2 separate regions of the Homo sapiens genome follow, and region 2 is linked to region 1. The links are chromatin loops, found by intact Hi-C in ENCODE. Cell type or tissue: mammary epithelial cell. All regions are shown on one strand. Links, peaks and the distances in the headings refer to the core of each region. The heading gives the core; the rest is flanking DNA.

Region 1 (10,462 bases), core at 4,681-7,180:
CTACACTAATGACTTCATCTTAACTTCATTAGATTTGCAAAATCTCTGTTTTTAAATAAGGTCACATTCACAGGTAGCAGGGTCTAGGGCTTTAACATGTCTTTGAGGGGCACAGTTCAACCCAGGACAAGAACTACCTCAATTATCTGTTTTTCCTTATGTGAATTTTAGTATTTTCTGTCTCTTAAAGAATTGATTTACTTCATCTGAGTTATAAAATTTCTGGGCATAGAGATGATCTTAGTATTCTTTTCTTTTTCATTGAACATCTGTAGCATCAGTAGTAATGAAACCTCCTTCATTTCTGATAATCATAATTGAGGATCCTTTCTTGGTTAGCCTAACAAGAAGTTTATTAATTTTGATCATTCAAAGTGCCACCTTTTAGTTGTGTTGATTATCTCTATTGCTTTCCTGTTTTTTATTTCAGTGGTTTTATTTCTAAATTTTATTATTTTCTTTCTTCTGCATGCTTTAGGTTTAAGTTGCTCTTCTTCCTCTAATTTCCTACCATAGAAGCTTAAATGATTAATTTTAGAAATTTCTCTCTACTTTTATATTTTAAATATTTAACTGACAAATAAAGATTATATATTTTGAAAAAGTGGGCCAGGCCTGGTGGCTTATACCTGTAATCCCAGCACTTTGGGAGGCCAAAGTGGGTGGATTACCTGAGTTCAGGAGTTTGAGTCCAGCCTGGGCAACATGGTGAAATCCCATCCTATAAAAAGTACAAAACTTAGCCTGGAATGGTGGCACATGCCTGTAGTCTCAGCTACTTGGGAGGCCACGGTCAGGGGATTGCTTCAGCCTGACTGGCGAAGGTTGCATTGAGCTGAGATTGTGCCACTGCACTCCAGCCTGGGTAATAGAGCAAGACTCTGCCTCAAAAAAAAAAAAGTGTACAACCTAATGATTGTATATATATAGATATAGATATATATGATATTCTTTTCTAATATATGCTATACATTTTTCTCTATGCACTGCTTTCATTGCATCCTAAAACTTGATAAGTTGTATTTTCATTTTTCTGTAGTTCAAAATATTATATTTTTAAGTTTCTCTGGACATATTTAACTTGTGTGTTATTTAGAAGTTTGATGAACAGTCTCCAAATATTTTGTGGAATTTCCAGTTATCTTTCTGTTATTTGATTTCTAGTTTACATTAATTGTGGCCTGAGAACAAATTTTTAAAAATTTCTCTTTTATAAATTTGTTGACATGTGTTTTGTGGCCTACAATGTGGTCTATCTTGGGGAATCCTTCACAAAAGCTTGAGAAGAATGTGCATTCTCCTGTTGCTAGATGAATTATTCTATAAATCTCAAATACATTAGTAGATCTTCTCAGGTCAACCATATTCTTACTAATTTTCTGCCTACTTTATCTATTAAATACTGAATGTGGGGCATTGAAGTCTCCAATTCTAATAGTGAATTTATTTCTTCCTTCAGTTGACCAGATTTCACCTCACACATTTTGATGCCATGTTGTCAGGTACATACACATTTATGATTGTTATGTCTTCTTTGAGAATTGATCCTTTTATCATTATGTAGTGCCTTGGTTATTCCAGTAAATTTTTCTGGTTCCTGCTTTGTCTGAAATTGATATAACCATTTCAGCTTTCTTTTGATTAGTGCTAGCCTGATATAGCTATTTCCATTTATTTACTTTTAGCTTATCTCAATCTTTATATTTAAAGTTTGTTTCTTGTAGACATCATATAGTTTGTTTTCTTTTGTTAAGTCTATTTTGTCAGTCTCTTTCTCTTGGTGCACTGAGATATTAACCATTTAAATTGATTATTGATATATTAATACTTAAGTTAACCTACCACATGTGTAATGTTTTTTTATTTATTGCACTTATTCTGTTTTTCTCTTTCCTGTTTTTATATCTTCTCTGGTTTTAATTTGGCATGTTTTGTTATTTCATTTATGTCTGCTTTTAACATATTATATTTTTAAAATTTTTTCTAGTATCTTGAGAGTTTCCAATATACATTATAAACCAAGCTTGCCCAAGCCATGGCCTGTTGGCTGCATACAACCCAGGACAGCTTTGAATGAGGCCCAACCCAAATGTGTAAACTTTCTTAAAACATCATGAGATATTTTTGTAATTTTTTTTAGCTCTTCAGCTATCATTGGTGTTATTGTATTTTTTGTGTGGCCAAGACAATTATTCTTCTTCGAATGTGGCCCAGGGAAGTCAAAAGGTTGGACATCCCTGTTTTAAACTAATCTATGACCACCTTCAAATAACAACGTTATTTTACCTGTAACGTTGCTACCAACAGAATATTTTCAATTCTTCCCTTTTTTATGACATTCTAATTATTCATCTTATTTATATTCTAGAATTATACAATATATTATTACTGTTATTGCATTTTAATAGTTATTTTTGGATCAATTAAGTATAAAACAAAATACTTTATTTTACCTTCACTTATTTCTTCTCTGAATTTCTTCCTTTATTTATGTAGATCTGAGATTTTAGCCAAAGCACTTTTTCTCTGAGAACATCTTCATTTTTCCTTCTGGTATAATTTGCTTGAATATGGAACTCTAGTTTGATGTTTTTGTTTTCTCTTGCAATAATTTAAATGTTTTGTTAATATTTTATCCTCTTTCTGCTTGCATAATTCATGATGAGAAGTCTGATGTAATGTTTATTCTTTCCCTGTAAAGGTGATACATACCTCTCTCTGTCCCCACTGGCTATTTTCAGTATTTCCTTCTACCTTTGGTTTCCTGAAGTTTAATATATGTGTAGGTTCAGTTTTTAATTTTGTTTTTTGGGTTTTTGAGGGGAGGAAATACTTACCATTCTTGGTGTTTTTCTTAGCTTCCTGGATCTGTGACTTGATTTTGGTTATCCATTTTGAAAAGTTTTTAGAAACCATTACTTCAAATATTTTTTCTACTCCATTCTTTCTAGCATTGCAATTATGCATGTTACAATTTGGAATTTGTCTCAGAATTCTTGGATGCTCTGTATGGTTTATTCTTTAAATTATTGTTGTTATTATTATTATTATTATTATTGAATTTCAGTTTGGAAACTTTCTATTCACCTGTCTTTGATTTTCGTAATTTTTTTTCCTTTGCTATATCTAGTCTACTAATAAATGCTCTGTATGGTTTATTCTTTAAATTATGATTATTATTAGTATTATTATTGAATTTCAGTTTGGAAACTTTCTATTCACCTGTCTTTGATTTTTGTAATTTTTTTACCTTTGTTATATCTAGTCTACTAATAAATACATCAAAAACATTTTTCATTTTCATAACAGTATTTTTTTTCAGCATTTCTTTTTGATTCTTACTTTGGGTTTCCATTGCTTTGCTTAAATTACTCTTCTGTTCTTGCAGGTTGTCTCCTTTTTCAATTAGAGCCTTTTATATATTTTTCATAGCTATGTTACAGCCCAACAAGTTCTACATGCCTGCTGCACAGATAAAGCCAATACACTGAGACAGTAGTGTTGCAGTAAAGAAAGAGTATACTGCAAGGGAGTCAAGCAGAATGACGGGAGATATTTCTCAAATTCACCTCACCAGGAACTCAGAGGTTGGGTTTTTTAAGGATAATTTGTCTGGAAGGAAGCTAGGGAATGAGTGCTGCTGTTTCACTGGGGGGTGAAATAATAGAAGTGTCAAAAACATTCTGCTGAGTCATTTTCTGGATGGGAGTCACAGGGCCAGTTGAGTAAGTTCCTTGGTATGAGTCATAAGTCTGGAGTCAGTCAGTCGTCAGAATGCAAAAGTCTGAAAAATATCCCAAAGATCAATCTTAGGTTTTACAATATTGATGTTATTTATGGGAGCAATTCGGGGAGTTACAAATCTTGTATACTCCAGCTACCTGACTCCTGAGGAGTAAGAGATTATAGAAAAGCAAGATAGAAAACAATGGCAGGTTATAACTTAACTATGCCTATATTTTAGCAGAATTCATGCCTCTCCCTTAATCTTATCCTGATGATATTTTATTGGTCTACAAAAGCAGTTTCAACCTCTGGAGGGAGTAAGTTTTGGTAAGGGATTATAATTATCTTTGCTTTGAAGCTAAACTGTAAACTATATTACTCCAATAGTTCACTTGGCCTATGTTCAGGAATGAGCAAAGGCAGCTTGTGAGGTTAGAAGCAAGATGGAGCCAGTTATGGTAAATTTCTCACTGTTATATTTTTGGCGAAGGCAGTTTCAGTTATTTTAAATTTTTCATCTGATAATTTCAACATTGATATCACACCTCTGTCTGGTTCTGATGCTTCCTTTGTCTCTTCAGGCTATGTATTTCTTGCCTTTTAGCATGCCTTCTAATTTTTTGTTGAAAGCCAATGTATTAATCCATTTTCACGCTGTTATAAAGATACTACCTGACTAGGTAATTCATAAAGGACAGAGGTTTAATTGACTCACCATTCTGCATGGCTTAGAAGGCCTCAGGAAACTTACAGTCATGGTGGAAGGTGAAGGGGAAGCAAGGTACGTCTTGCAAGGCAGCAGGAGAGAGAGAGAGCTCCCACTTTCTTTTTAAACGACTTTTAAAGCAGCAGATCTGGTGAGAACTTCCTCACCATTATGAGAACAGCATGGAGGAAACTGCCCCCATGATCCAATCACCTCCCACCAAGTTCCTCCCTCGACACATGGGCATTAAAACTCCCGATGAGATTTGGGTGGGGGCACAGAGCCAAACCATGTCAGTCAGTCATGGTTTTTTTTGTATTTTTGTTTTTTTTTTTGTTAGCTAAGAAGACTTCAATGAGAGGTTTTTATGTTACTCTTGCTATTGCTAGGACTTGGAGTATAATTATTGTTTAAAGTAGCTTAGGTGCAAGAGGCTTCAAATTCCTTTAGTGTCTTTGTTTGTGTCTATCTTCTAGACTCTGGGCTATTTTAAGTTCTCCTCCTCAGAAAAATTCTTTGTCTTGCTGCTCTTTTACCTATAGTCTATTGTTTTTATGCTGGAGCCACGCTGGTGTTGTGACAGGGTGTAAGGGAAGGGAGGCCTTCTTTACAGTTACAATTAAATCTCAAACATTTACTGGGTCTGTTTCCCTAGGCCATGATCTTCACAATTATTTCTCTACTAAGATAGCATTTCTCCTTTTTCTTTCTCCCACTGAATAAGACAAGAAGACTAAAGCCTAGATGGTACTAAATTGGGAATAATGTCCTTCCCCATGTGAGATAAGGCTCCAGTAAATTCTTTTCCCTTATAGTCTTTTGTTATGAAAAATTTTCTCAGTATATTTTACAAGAGTTACTATACCCCTCCCTCTGCCAGAGTCACAGAGGGAGGGGGAAAGTTCTTAGCTCCTCACCATAAGAATCTGATGAGGTTACTGGAAATAAAATCCACAAGGTTCCTAGGCACCTCCTCAGACTGTCGCCCATAGGAGTGTTTAATCTCAAACTGGTCCACTCTCAGCCTCCAGCAATTCACCAAAATTACCATTTAAAACTTTCTGCTAGTTTATGGCTTTAGTGGCTTCATTACAGGTAGGTGGATCTGAATGCTCTTGATTTACTAATCTGTCTAATTTTGCAGTACACTAAAGTGTTCAGGAAAAGTTAGATTCTGGGGGCTTTTTTTTTTCTTTTGGTAAAGATGGCGGTGTGGCAACTTCCAATCTGTGATGGTTATTTTTATGTGTCAACTTGACTGGGCCACTGGATACCCAGAGTGCTGGATAAACGTCATTTCTGGGTGTGCCTGTGAGGTTGTTTCTGGATGAGATTAAAATTTAAATTAGTCGACCTAGTAAAACAGATGGCCCTCCCCAACCTGGGTGAGCATTACTCAAACCACTGAGAGCTGGACTGGAACCAAAAGGCAGAGGAAGGTTGAATTCATGTTCTTCCTGGCTGTTTGAGTCAGCACATCAATCTCCTCCTGCCTTCAGTGCTCCTTGTTGTCATGCCTTCAGGCTTGAACTGGAATTTATATCATTGGCTTTATGGCCTACCAGGCCAGGCAGGTATCCAGCTTGCAGAGAGCAGATCATGGAACTTCTTAGCCTCTATAATCACAAAAGCAAATTTTTTAGGATAAATCATACACACACACACACACACACACACACACACACACACACACGTACACACACAGATGCTATTGCTTCTCCAGAGAACCCTCAGATACAAGTTCTATATATGGGTCAGAAGTTGCCTATATCTAAAGTTTTAGTATACAGAAAACATAAATTCTGAAAAAGATTCACTGAGAGTAACTGCTGTGAGATGGGTCATTCCCACTTACACCCCTTCACCCTCCACATATGTATTCTAAATTTGTATTACATACTGGCCTTTGGTTTGTTACATGGACCTCAGCCTGGAGCACAATGCCCCTCTCCCCGACCATGTTGTTCCTACATTGAAGATTTAGTTGACTTTCTATCATGCTATAAGGCCAGTTGCTTCTGGATATATGCTGAGTTTAATGGATTATTTAGTTATACAACCATTTTTTCACATGCTGTTTAATAAATCTTCTTCTCAGGTAATGTGCAGCAAATGCGGTCAATATATTAGGTATTTTTTAATACCTCAGATTGTTGTGCTGGTTGAATAACTGCAAATAGGATAGGTATATATATACATAATGTGTGTTAACTCTAGGGAGAACAAACGTCTATCCCATCCAATGTGGTAGGGATAGATATGTGATGTCACGATCTGCCATCAAAAGGACTGATTTGTCTTCTCATGGGATAGCTTCATATACAGGGCTAAGACTGTAGAGACAATCTGGCAGATTAGACATTTATCAGGGGCAAAAGCTAGAATAATGTTGATTGAAAGGAGCTTTCGGGCCCATAAATAGTCTCTATCCCTTGCACTAAGACAACTAAATTTATAAACCCATTCAGTGGACACTGGATAGACCCCTGTTATTGACACCATCTCCTGTGGTGATTGCCCATCTGGTGAGCATTAATTTGAGACATAAAAAGCTTCAGGCTTTGTGTCCTTTCTTTTTTGTTTGTTTGTTTTGTTTTGTTTTTTGAGACGGAGTCTTGCTCACCCAGGCTGGAGTGCAATGTCGCGATCTCGGCTCACTGCAACCTCCGCCTCCTGGCTTCAAGCGATTCTCCTGCCTCAGCCGCCTGAGTAGCTGGGAGTACAGGCACACGTCACCATGGCTGGCTAATTTTTGTATTTTCAGTAGAGGCAGGGTTTCACCATGTTGGTCAGGCTGGTCTCAAACTCCTGACCTCGTGATCCATCTACCTTGGCCTCTCAAAGTGCTGAGATTACAGGCGTGAGCCACCACGCCGGGCCCTTTGTGTCCTTTTAATAGGCTCACCCATGTGTCTCTTCTCCAGACTTGCTTCTTCCTGACCTTTCAGTCTTCTTTCCTCTAGGCTTCTTATCCACTAGCCAAACTATTTGCCACTGTAAGCGGATAATGGATATCCGTGCTTTAGACCGTATCTCTTTTCACACAAAGGTAAGACACACTTAGAAGATTTTGCTTCACCGTTCTACTTTATAACTACCACTTAGTAGAATTGTGATTTAACAGCAGTCTATATTAGGGTAGCAATAACATATGATGAAGCCACCCTCTGTGAATTAGGGCTGAATACTTTGCTACACCATCACCGGGTTTGAGGGAACTCCTCTCAATGTTAAGGTCTGATTTAAGAGAAAGGAATTGGTGCAACAAAAGAAGGTAATAAGGAGTTGAACCTATCTCATAATGAGAATTTGGGTCTGCTTTTCAGTCTGGTTTGCTCCTTATTGTGGGAGATTAATCCTTTCTTAAACCCTGCCATATAGAATCACTAGCTTTCACAGCATGACCTAGTTTCGCAGTCAGCTGTCTTGAATCCATATTTTTTTCCCAAAACTTCAAAGTTGTCAATGAAAGCCAGCCTATTCTACAGTTATTAATATTATCACTGTCACCATACCTTCTGAGCATTACCAATCCAATATACCTCAACACTTTATATTCCAGTTACTTTATATCCCAATATTTAATTTTCCACATATATCTCCTGGTGTATACTTTCTCACAGGTACAAATTTCTATGACTGTGATGCTGGGTATTATCACTAAGCCACTTATCTTTAGCAATGGGCTCCCACTTGCAACAGAATGATAAATAACCAAATCCCCAAATCCCATCTTGAGGCTCTGCTTTCTAAATCAAATCCTGGTACCAACTCAATTAGCCCGTTTTCTCAGAAAGCACAAAAGTTTATTTGCTACTAATATATTGTGGAATAAAATACAGGGAACTAGAAATGACAGAAAAGATGAGTGATACAGAGAATGAGGAAGAGAAAATATAAGGTATAATATGAGCTGAGCACTGCTTGACAGCAAGAATAACTAATTGCTACATTTTGTGGGACAGTCTTAGGAGAGACCTTATGGACTTTTGCATCTCAGGACAGTTAGTATGGTGGGAAGAGATGAGGAAAATGTTTATTTGCTGTTCCTGACTTCCACTGGTCAAAGTCTTGTCCTGATCTTTAGCAGTCATTCCTAAGTTAAAAAGATTATTAGGTTATTATTTTTTATAATGTACATGATATAAACACTTCCCAGCTAATAGAAAATTTGTAGAATATGGTAGAGTTGCTGACATATTTTTGTAACTCTGAAAAAACACTACAATTGAAAGAAATATCCATTTTAAAAAATGTAATAAATACGCAAAATAAATTTACAATTGATCTGTCATAATTACTACCAATGTAGGTACAACTTTGTACAAAATAAGTAAAAAGTAAAATTGGGGAAAAATCACTATCTACAAATTAACAGATAATTTTAATATCCCATATGAGTACAAATGAAGTGTATGCTTCATTAATATTATTTTGACAGTTTCTATCATTGAGCATCATAATATTCTTTTTCCAAATGAAAACTAATTAAAAACTATTTAATGAGATATATGCAACAATATAATTTAACAGGATTACAACTATTCAACATAGAAATTTAAGCAGCTACCGAAAGAGAAGCAACAACATGTATTCTAATTACAATAATGCAAATCACCACAAACGTTATTCTAAGCTTGTTTTTAGCTTAATCATATGTGTTGGCAGAATATTATCTTTATTAGCTAGTTATGTTTGTCTTTAGACTAAGCTTCAAGTTTCTTGATAAAATATTGCTTGTTAAAATAACTTTACTTACTTTTTAGTGGTTATGTCATTTTTTCCTGTATGAGAAAACAAAGTCTTAATTTTTTCCAAGGTTAACTATAGGAACAACGTTGTACAGCATATTTCTAGAAATCATCTTGCATAGTTGAAATGTTATACCTGTTGGCCAGCCACTCTCCATTACCTTTTTCTTCAGCCCCTGAAAACCATCAATCTACTCTGTTTCTGAGTTTGACTATTTTAGATACCTCAAGTAAGTGGAATTATGTAGTATTTGCTCTTGTGTTTATTTCACTTAGCATAATATCTTCCAGATTCGCTCATGTTGTTGCAAATGTCAGGATTTCCCCCTTTTTTAAGTCTGAATAATATTTCATTGTATGTACATGCCACACTTTCTTTATGCATTCATCTATTAATGGACAATTAGGTTGTTTCCAAATCTTGGCTATTGTGAATAGTCCTGCAATGAGCATAGGAGTGCAGATAACTTCAAGATCCTGATTTCAATTATTTTGGAAATATACATAAAAGTGGGCTTGTTGGGTCATATGGTAGTTCTATTTTTAAATTTTTTGAGGAAAGTTCATACCATTTTCCATAATGGCTGCACCAATTTATATTTCCATCAACAGTATACAAATGTTCTCTTTTTTTCCCACTTTCACTAACACTTGTTATATTTCCTCTCTCAACTCTCTGTCTCTCTCTCTCTCTTTCTCCTTAAAAATAGTCTTTCCAAGAGGTGGAGGTGATATTTCATTGTGATTTTGATTTGTATTTCTGTGACAATTAGCAATGTTGAACATTTTTTTTCATATACTTGCTGGGCATTTGTATGTCTTCTTTGGAAGAAGAAAATGTCTAATTAGATTCTTTGCCCATTTTTAGTTGGATTGTTTGGTTTTGTTTGTCTTTTAGTGGTATGAGTTCCTTACATATGTTGAATATTAACCTTTTATCAGATATCTGGTTTGCCAATATTTTCTCCTATTCTGTTCATTGTCTCTTCACTCTGTTGATTGTTTTCTTTGCTGTGCAGAAGCCTTTTAGTTTGCTGTAGTCCCATTTATGTAATATTGCTTTTGTTCATTGTGCTTTTGGTGTCATATCTAAGAAATTATTAGCAAGCCCAATGCCATGAGACTTTTCCCATACGTTTCTTCTAGGAGTTCTACAGTTTCAGGTCTTATGTTAAAATCTTCAACCCATTTTAAGTTGACTTTTCTCTGTGGTGTAAAATAAAGTTGCAATTTCATTCTCTTGCATGTGGAAATTTAATTTCTCAACCATACTTGTTGA
Region 2 (10,462 bases), core at 4,718-7,217, 81 kb after region 1:
GGAAGTGGGAAGTACATGATGTACAGCTGAGGATTTTGTTTAACTGCCTATGAAACAAACAAATTGGAACAAATCACTCAGTATAGAAAAACAAAGAAACAAACAACACCTTAGTCTCTATTTATGTATTTGTTTTGAGTGGGTAAAAATTGTCAGTGTTTATATGGTAACTAAGTTATAGGCAGACATTTTTATCTTATTTCTCCAGTCTGTGAGAATTTCAAACAAGATCTGAAATTTTAGAGACCTAAATATGATGTGAGGTATACAGTCTAGCTAAACTTTATATAAAATGGAAACTTTTATTTTCCATTTAGAGAAAACATGTTGAATAATGAAATTGGCACTGTTAGTATAGCCTTCTGAAATACTCGAAGTGGCATTCTTCTGAAAAAGGAATATGAAATAAGTAAACGGGCTTTTTTCTTTAAAAAATAAGGTTTCTAGCGATATTTCTAATCTGTTATATTTATAAACACAATGTCTTAAGTCAAGTACATGTTTGCAACTCATCTTTTAAATATTGTCTTGCAATAGACATGTATTTCAAGTAAGTAAATTATAGCGTAAATTTAGACATCCAATTGGAAAATACTTTCATTGCATTTCTGAAATGTGAAAAAAATGCTATCTTTTCATGGGCCAGAAGCTCTGTCCATGTGTATGTATGCACACATGTATGTGTGCACGTGTGTGTGACATTTCACCATGCATGTTCATGCCCACTCACATACACCTTACAGACACCTATAGAACAGTCCACCCAGCAACAATAGAGCACACAGTCTTCTCAGTTGCACATGGAACATTGCCTAGGACACTGTGTTCTTTTTTATTTCAGAGGAAAATCCAGGTGTAGCTTGTGATGGGTGTAATCTGCACTTCAACCACAGTAAAACGTTAGAAATTGCTAGGCACTTGTTTCTATTGGTCTCATCTTCCTTTAACGTCTAGTCTAGTTGTGGCCAGTGTTGATCTTAGTAAGAATAGGTCAGGAACAACTGGAACCCATGTTGCTTCGCTACAAGGGATGGTAATCTTTGTGTAGAATCTGGCTGAGTAGGTGCTCTTTGCCCTCCTAAATAACGAGGTTTACTGAGTGTAACAATAATTTACAGAACTCTTCCTTCAAAGCAAAGAGTTTGTAACTTGATGTCAAATAATGCCACAGCAAATAGTATACAGCTTTAATGGTTACAGCAGCACAAGTTTGGGCTTTCTCCCAGGGTACTAAAAGCAATGTGCAAAAACCTATTTATATATATTCTTTTATTTTTTGAGACAGAGTCTAGCTCTGTCGCCCAGGCTGAAGTGCAGTGGTGTGATCTTGGCTCACTGCAACCTCCACCTCCTGGGTTCAAGCGATTCTCCTGCCTCTGTCTCCCAAGTAGCTGAGATTACAGGCATGTGCCACCATGCCCAGCTAATTTTGTATTTTTAGTAGAGACAGGGTTTCACCATGTTGGTCAGGCTGATCTCAAACTCCTGGCCTCAGGTGATCCACCCACCTTGGCCTCCCAAAATGCTGGGATTACAGGTGTGAGCCACCACGCCCTGCCTTATATATGTTCAAATATATATACACTATAGCAATAGTGGGAAACAAGAACAAATGTAACGTGAAAGAGAAAGTGAAAGTCCTCAAACAAGAGGACTGCCAAATACAAGTATTTGTAACCTGAGCAGTCACAAAGCGTAGTAACGGGCTTTGAACAACTTACGGCGTGATACCATGACCTTTTGCAGCATACCTAGGAAGGAGAGGAGCAGAGAGAGAGGAGAGGAGAGGAGAGGAGAGGGATATGGAAATGCTGAGGATACAAGAGCAGAGCAAAGATGACTTAGCCATTCACCCCTGGCTGAAGTGCCAAGGTCAGGATTAGTTATAAAACAACAATAATACCCACAAATTGTATGTGGCTTAGGTTTTGCATAAATACACAAAGGAAAACCAAAAGCCTAATGATTTATTTACCAAATGAGCCAATTATTCTCTTCTATTAAAGAGCCCAGTTGCAGAATTATAATCACATGTGATCTGAAATAGCAATAGTCTACTAGACTATTAATTGTCCGGTTTTAGGACTAGATTCCAAATAGAGATGAATTGTGCTTGCTTTTCAAACCAAGGTGAGGTAGACGGCCGTATGAGCAACCCCCAAAAGTGGTTAAGTTTAATGTCACTCTCCAAATCCCCAAATTAATTAGAATTTCTGCAGTTCATATACTTTTCTCCAATATGCATATTAAAGATATATGTTCATCTACGTTTGGATTATGAACAAAAGCATCTTTATAATTGAATATAATAAACTCAGTTTATGAAACATAAATTTTATATATATATGCAACTAAAAAGTATCCTGCTTTTAAATCCCCAAACCTATAACACGTTGGAAATTTATTCAAATTTTAAAAGCAATTCAAGTTCTGAGAGAATATTCTTTATGCTTTTTCTTGTTTCTAACTAGAATATTGGATTTTTCCATATATTTAATCCTATCATAATATTTTCATTAATATAAGAAAAGGGACAAATTATCTCTGGTAATTACTTTTAAAAATAGAAAGTATCAAACTACAAATTAATTAAGCAAATTTTTTAATGTTCTTAAATATGGAAAAAAAATTATGTCAAAGAATCCCTATAAAAGCATAGGCTGCAAAAGGTATATTAGCTTGTTATTTTTCTAAAATTATCATTGTAGTAATAATTTCAGAGGTCCATTTACTATTAAATATTACTTAGTGTCTTGGAAAGTTAATCTTCTGAGTAACTTAATGTTCTAGTTAATTTAAAGTTAATACATTAAAAAATGTAATTTGGGGTAATGTAGGATGGCCATTAACAAAATTGACATAATGTGTAGGTGACAATCACAGTGATCTATTTTCTGTCCCTTTTATAACTCTCAGTTTCAAACAAGACAGATATACTTAGAGCTTTAACTCTGCCAAGGCCTTGCTGAATAAAAGCTGACACTGTGGTACCTGGAACTCCCTCTTTCTCTACATCAGTGGGGAGCAGGTCGGAGTCACCCAAGGATACCTGGGGTGCGTGGGGCTACAAGACATGTTATTACCGTGCTCAGAGCTCCTGAGCTCCCTCACAGGATGGGGCCCCTGGTTCCTGGCTTTCATCTCAGGGCCTGACTTGGACATTAATTCTGTCTTGAACTGAAATCTAGCTGCCTGAATTTCAGAACTCCTTGCCTAGTCCTTGCCAATAACTTCACGCTAAAGCCTGGTCCTGGTTTTTGGAATTTTAAAATTTAGTTTGTATGGACCTCCTGATCTGTGATTCCAGAATGTGTCTAATTCCCCACTCATGGCTGCCCCCATGTTCTCCCCCGACCCTCTTGGAGGCTGATCCTTACCCAGTCCAGATAAATCTGGGGTTAGCTCAGGCCTCTGAATAGGGAAACATCTCATTTTGGTAAGATCTTCCAGCTCCTGTGCCATGTTGTGCTGACATCTTCATATCTCTCACAAGTGATAACTGAATTTGCTGCACACCTGGGTGCATGTGATTTATCACACTTAACAAACACAATATGTGGAATTTTTGAAGACTGATATTTTTCAAAGATCAGCCCCAATCTCACCCATATCCCAATAGACTTGCTACTGAAGTTTTTGGTCACGAGGATCACTCCTTGGATTAATACAATATTCTTAGATCTATTCCAAAAGTATTAACAGAAAGAAATAACAGTTGTTAACATCCATTATCACATGCAGCAGAGTCCTAAAGAAATAAGGTACAAGATAGGAACAATTTTATTTATTCATTCCAAATATATATCTTGAACATCTGATATATGCAAGTCTCTGGGCTAGACACAGTAAAGAGAAAATGGATTGGTGGTGAGCTCAGAATAAGCTGAAACTTGGTATAATATACAGTTGGTAAATTGTACTAATATTAAAGTTACTATGAGATGAATTTCTACATCACACAGTTATACATTCATAACTATCTCCAAGATGAAAATATAGAACATTCACATCACACTGGAAAACTCCCTCATGAGCCTTCCCAGTCAGTATCCACCTCCTCCCCCACAGTAACCTTTATTTTTATTTCTATCATCACGTATAAATTTTGCCTATTCTTGTGTTTCTTACTAATGTGTCTTGCTTCTTTAACTGAGCATTATATATCTGTGAAATTCATTCATGTTATTATGTCTAATAGTAGGTAATTTTTTTCTTTTTCGTTACTGTGTAGTTTTCCATCATATGGATATGCCACAGATTGCCTAGTTTACTACTGATAGATTTTTGGGCTATTTGTAGTTTAGGGATATTATAAATAAAGCTGCTATGTATATTCTTATACATTTCATTCAGATGCGTACTTCTGTTTCACTATCTCAAGAGTGAAAAGAAAAATATGTAAGTCCACTGTTACAATAGCTATTAATTTATTCAGTCCTGATTTGGGAGACTAGACATCAATTATTGCAAGGCAACATGTTACAAATTAAAATTCATGGCTGTTTGTTTGTTTGTTTGTTGAGACAGAGTCTTGCTCTGTCACCCAGGCTGGAGCACAGTGGTGCAATCTCCGCTCACTGCAGCCTCCGCCTCCCGGGTTCTAGAAATTCTTCTGCCTCAGCCTCCCAGGTAGCTGGGATTACAGACACACACCACCATGCCCAGCTAGTTTTTGTATTTTCAGTAGAGACAGGGTTTCACCATGTTGGCCAGGCTGGTCTCGAAGTCCTGACCATGGGTGACCGCCCACCTCGGCCTCCCAAAGTGTTGGGATTACAGGCCTGAGCCACTGCGCCCAGCCAAGATTCATATTTAACCCACCTGGATCTCAAGGAATTCAACCTAATAGCTAAGACAGATAACTAAGACACAAACTGTTTTTCCCCTCCCTTTCTTCCTTTTTTCTCTTTCTTCTTTGCTTTTTTCTTTCTCCTTTACTCAACCATTTGAGAATAACCTACAGAGATCCTATCCCTTTGCCCTCAATAATCTTGCTTGTATCTCCTAAAAACAAAGACATTATTTTACATAATCACAGTGCAGTTACACATTTCAGAAATTTTAGCACAGATACAATACTATTATCTAACACGCAGTCCATTTTCAAATGTTGCTGATTATTCCATTATTGCTCCTTACAGAGACCGTTTCTTTTTCTTTTTTTTTTTCAGGGTACACTTTAGTGTCACATGGTTCTCCAAGTTTCCTTTGGGGTTTTTGTTTGTTTGTTGTTTTTGTTTTTTATTTGCAAAGTATAAGCTTGTTTCATTTTAGAATACCCCTCATAAGTTTGTCTGATTTTGTCTTATGATTCAATTGAAGTTATGCACTTGGGGCAAGAACTGCAATACTTCAACAATAACGCAGTGTCTTTCCCAGTGTCTCACACCAAACAGCATCTGATGTCATTAACATTGATAAAATTAGTATTTTCTGTAATGTTAATTTTGACATCTTGGTTAAGAGAATGTCTGGAACATAATATGTATAGATTTAAAAAACTCTAACAATATAATGTTTGAAGACATTAAAAAAAACAAAAATTCTGTGTTAGAAAAAATAATTCACCTCCAGATACAGTCCTTTCATTGTAAAATGTAAAAATGAAGATAAACAAATAAAAAAGAAAAATCATACTTCTCAAAACAGGTGACTATTGTTAACATTCTGATGTAAAGGTATATACCCTTCAGGTTTCTTTTTTCTCATAGTAGTATAGATATACATACTTACAGATTTGTAGTTTTTATAAAAATAGTATCACATTTTACAAAATCAATTTTCTTAATCTTTATGGTGAACATCCTTCTGAAGTAATCATTAAGCTTCTACAGTGTCACCTTGATACTTCATAATATTTCATTTGCTTTACTTTTATCTGTAGAAGACAGGATAAATGTAAAAAAGGAAGAAATTTGAGACATAATTTATGAGGCACATACATCTATATGCTTTTTTGCTGTTGTTTGTTTGGCCTTATGTGTTCATAACATCTTTTTCATCTTTCATTTGGGATTTAATTGGATCTCCACCAACCTTCAAATTTCCTTTAATGACTCAGTTATTCTGGAGATGCCAATTGGTCAGTTCAAAGAATAAGAAAGATGATAGTGAAGGAGAGAGAGGAAACATAACATTGGCTAAATAGTGTTAATTAAAAAGAAAATCTGTATTTTCTTATTCTTTCTAAGTAAGAAACGTTTGGTTGTATTTGGTATTGCCAACAGGACTTGGTGAATGTTGTGTGTCACTCTGTGTGTGTGTGTGTGTGTGTGTGTGTATACACCTTTTTCCTTTCCATTAATATGTGATCATATCTAGAGAATATCATGAACATAGTTTGCAGCTTATTCAAAAACTAAACAAAAATACCGGTTTCAGAAAAATCACACTATCAACAGTGTACGGTCTGGTTGAAAACAATAGCAACTCTTAACAGGGGCTAGAATGCCTTTGTAAAGTGTTTCAGTAACCTGATACCTGAGAGTCTAGCTAACAGGAAACAAAGATGAAGACAGTAAAACTACTCGGGGCGGTGGAGGGTGGGTGTAAGCAGAGGTAAGCAGAGGTGAGAGAAAGAGAGCAAGCCAAAGTGTTAGGAATCTCGCTTCAAAAATATGGCACTTATAAAAGAAAATTGATTCAGAAGAAAAGCATCATAGTAAATAGAAAATCCATAAGCCATATCACCAAGCGTACAATCTCTGGAGAGAATAGAAGCTTCCTACATATGGAATGGGGTTTGAGCCAATTCCATTGAATCTAAAAGTGTGGGCTACTTTAGTTAATAGTTGGTTGATGCCTGAATTATAGGGAACACAGTGTGTGACTAGAAGTCTGAATTAAAAAGAAGTAGGGTTTAAAAAAAAAAGCCAATTATTTAACCAATTAGCTACATAGTCATGTGGGAAAATGCTAACTCTGTTTCTCAATTTTTCCTTCTACAAAACAGATATGACCACCTGACTCACGTAACCTACATAATCACCTAAATATCAAATGAGAACTTTTAGAAAAGTGTAAAACGTCTTTAGGATGAAAGACATTTAAGAAGAACATACTCAGAAATCAGTGGCAATATGTCAATGCCTGTGATCTAGATTGCAAGCTCCATGTCTTTAGAGCCAACTGTATTTTGTTCTTATTCACATGAAAGTACACTCAAAATTGGCATGCAAGTAAATAATTCATCTTCTTACCCTTCAGTCTGTATGATGATGACAACATTCTTCACCTAATTGTTCAATGCAGAAACCTAGGCATCCACCTTGACTCACCTCCTTACCTCCATATCTAAGCAGTTGCCAGAGACCATCAAGTCCACCTGTCTAATTAGTGTACTTCTCCCTATCCCGGTTGCCACAGATTTTATTAAACACTGTGACACCCTCTTTCATAATGCTGCAGCTGATCATAATGTTGATGATTAAGGTGATAAGCAAAAGCTTTTATGCCAAGCACAGTATCAAGCACTTTTCACATATTAATTCATTCAATCTCACAGTAACTCTACTACATGGATATATGATTTTCTCCATTTTCCAAATGAGGAAACTGAAGCACAGAGATAATCATTAAATAACGTCTTTAAATGAAAGCACTTGGTAAATTGCGAAGCCTGGCTTAAGTTTGAACAGCCTGACAGTATATCTCACGTTCTTAGACACCACATTATAATTAGGATGGCTTCCTTTGCTCTTGTTATCCCTTCAAACTATTTTTCATAACAAGCCTAGAATATTATAAGAAATATATAACCATTATTTCTTGACCTCAGGGTAAAAATGCAAATTTCTTTTTAGGACACAAAACACATGGTTCTAGCTCAGACCTCTGGCCTAATCCCCTGACTACAAGGCATCAGGCTCTACTCATATTGGGCTGTTTTCATTTCTCTGAACACTATTTTGTGTTATCCTGCATCTGGCAGGCCACTGAATATTCTTTTTTGTCCACAGAGGACACATTCTTTGCCAATTTTGCATGACTAATTTCTACTCATCCTTCAAGTAACTGTTATGCAGTTCTTCCTCTGGTAAGTCTATCCTGACCGTCTCCCAAGATGGCTTTAAGATTGCTTGCAATGATACAGACAGGAGAGAGAGAAATACTGGGTAGAAGAGGGCAGTTCACCAGCAAAGACCCCACCCTCAAGCCTGGAAACCCGCGGCCCTAAATAAGAATAGGCGTTTCTGTTCTCACACACGAAAAGTTGCCTTTTGGCCTGCCACGACCCCCCATTTTATACCCATATAAATTCTGAACCCCAGGCTCCAGAAGGAGTTGAGCAGACAAGCAGACGACGAGACAAGGAGACAAGCAGATGAATGGTATAACCACACGGCAAAGAGAGAAGAGGAGGAACGTCTGAACGCTGAGAGGTGTTTGACTGGGGGTGGTCAGAGAGGAGTTCGGCCGCTGGACTCCAGGGGAATATCATCTTCCCACTCCATCCCCGCTTCTGGGTCCCCATCGATCCTACTGAGAGCCACCTCCACCACTCAATAAAATCCCCACATTCATACTTCAAGTCTGTGTGTGACCCAATTCTTCTGGGACGCTGGACAAAAGCTTGGGATACAGAAAGCTGTCACACTGGCCCTCTGCCGTTGCAGAAAGGCAGAGTCCACTGAGCTGGTTAACACTCAAGCTGTCTGTGGACAGCAAGGCAAAAAGAGCACACTGTAACACATGCCCAGTTGGGCTCCTGCGCCTCTCTGTCTGCGTGCTCCCCCTCCCATAAGGGGTTTGGGCAGCCATGGCAACAGAACAGACGAGCCACATCCCTTTAGCACATCCTGCAAGAGGGATCAGGGAACTGCCCCGTTTCAGCAACAGATTCCTATTGCATCTTGTATTCTCTCTCAATTCATTCCATGTTATAATTGCCTGCCTACTTTACTGTATCTTCCAATTGACTGTAAACTCCTTGAATAACATGTGTGTAATTTAATTGTTTACCCTAATAAATTCTGGCATTCAGAATGCTCTCAATTAAGGGTTCTCAACATGAGGTCATTGTACAAACTTCAGCAGTCCAATTAATCCCCATGAAATCTTATGCCGAATGCTGTATTCTTATGGAAGTGTACTTTTTTGGGAGTGTGGGAAATAATCAGTCTATGATTTACCACTGGGCTAGGGTATGTTTGTAGGTAAAATAAATTAGAAATCTTCCAATAGCCTTTCTACAGCACCTATGTCCTAAAAAAAAGCCCATAATTTCTCAATATTCTCTAGGGTCTGCTCTTCCTGTAACATTGATACCTCCCTATCTCTTGTGTGGCAAGCTGGACATGCCTTCTGGTTCCATGATTCCATTCACGTTAGGAATTGACGGGCTGTGATCAGAAAATCCAAATCATCAAAGTTCTTTTACAAATTAAATGTCATCATTGAGCCTGGGCAGGAAATATAATTATCTTAGTCAATCGAGTATTCTAATTAACGGAGAGCAATAACAGGTGAGATGTGACTATATGGTGATGAGGTGGACTTATGTAAGTGGTTTGTGGAATTAATCTTATCACTTTAGAATTGCAGTTACATGTAGATTTTCAGGTTCCGAGGAAGCAGAATAGAGAAAAGGCATGCTTCTGATTGGAATTTAATCTCTGATGATTTGGCAAGATCTTACAGTGCTTTTGGGTTAGTGCTAGAAGCATTCATCATCATTGCCATAGCTGTACAAGTAATAGAGATTTCTGGTTGAAGCCTCAGTTTTCACTCCTCTCATTTAGACCTCAGGAAGAAAAGAGAAAGGTGTTAAAAAATATAGTGGGTGACTTCAAGGAGAATAAAAGAAATCTGTATTCATTGGCTGTGGTGGCTGAATTGTTTTCTGTTCTCTAACATGTATTAACCTTCTGCCCCCTTCTGTGGCCTCGTAACAGATTCATTATTACTTTTTTAATGATAAAAGTGTTTGGACAAAGTGTTTCATTAAAAGGACAAGCCTGAACAGGTCCTAAGCACAAAGCTCTATAAAGTAGAAAGTTAATATTCACAGAACTCTTACGTCCTTTGTATCCAACAGAAAGACAATAACACGTTAGTCATTTTTCAACCTCATTGGGGTATGGGGTGTACAGGAAATAGGAAGAAAATAAGAGAAGTGAGGACTGCCCTTTCAAGGCAATCTGTGGGGATCTTGGACCAAGTATTACATTCAGTCTAGCATTAATCAGTCTTCTCAAACACCTTACAATTAATTCTGCATAATAATAAAGGTGTCCAAAAAATCAAGGACTGGAAACACATTTGAATCAGAAACCGGAGCTCACAAAGAACTCAAGCTGTCTTCAGTAACTTAAGACCTACCTTCCCAACTGCCTCTTGGTCATCCAAAAGGCTGTTACATTTATCATGACACAAAGGAAATTTATCATCTTCTCTCCAGATGCAATCCTCCTCATTTCTACCTCATTTCACCCAAGGGGAACAAATTAATCATCTCGTCCTC

The links. A loop is a pair of places that touch in the nucleus more often than their neighbours do. Peaks named below come from ENCODE experiments on the same cell type or tissue, not always from the same donor. Only the 100,000 strongest peaks of a DNase experiment are listed, where the experiment ranks them.
Region 2: a loop joins it to region 1, with 4 times the contacts of the local background. A loop is called at or near these places in 2 of 110 quality-filtered maps.

What each region holds. Positions count from the first base shown.
Region 1 is chr2:107,630,252-107,640,713 of GRCh38, forward strand. It overlaps LOC105373539 (a long non-coding RNA gene), which reads right to left. Exons shown (of 5, transcript XR_001739634.2): 4 at 9,192-9,216; 5 at 8,217-8,528. Among named protein-coding and RNA genes, the nearest start is that of LINC01885, 93 kb to the left of the region's middle. RefSeq lists an enhancer at 3,348-4,547. In mammary epithelial cell, for the core only: no CTCF peak of the experiment used is centred there; a DNase peak (open chromatin) is centred at 5,850.
Region 2 is chr2:107,711,370-107,721,831 of GRCh38, forward strand. No RefSeq gene overlaps it. Among named protein-coding and RNA genes, the nearest start is that of GACAT1, 38 kb to the right of the region's middle. In mammary epithelial cell, for the core only: no CTCF peak of the experiment used is centred there; no DNase peak of the experiment used is centred there.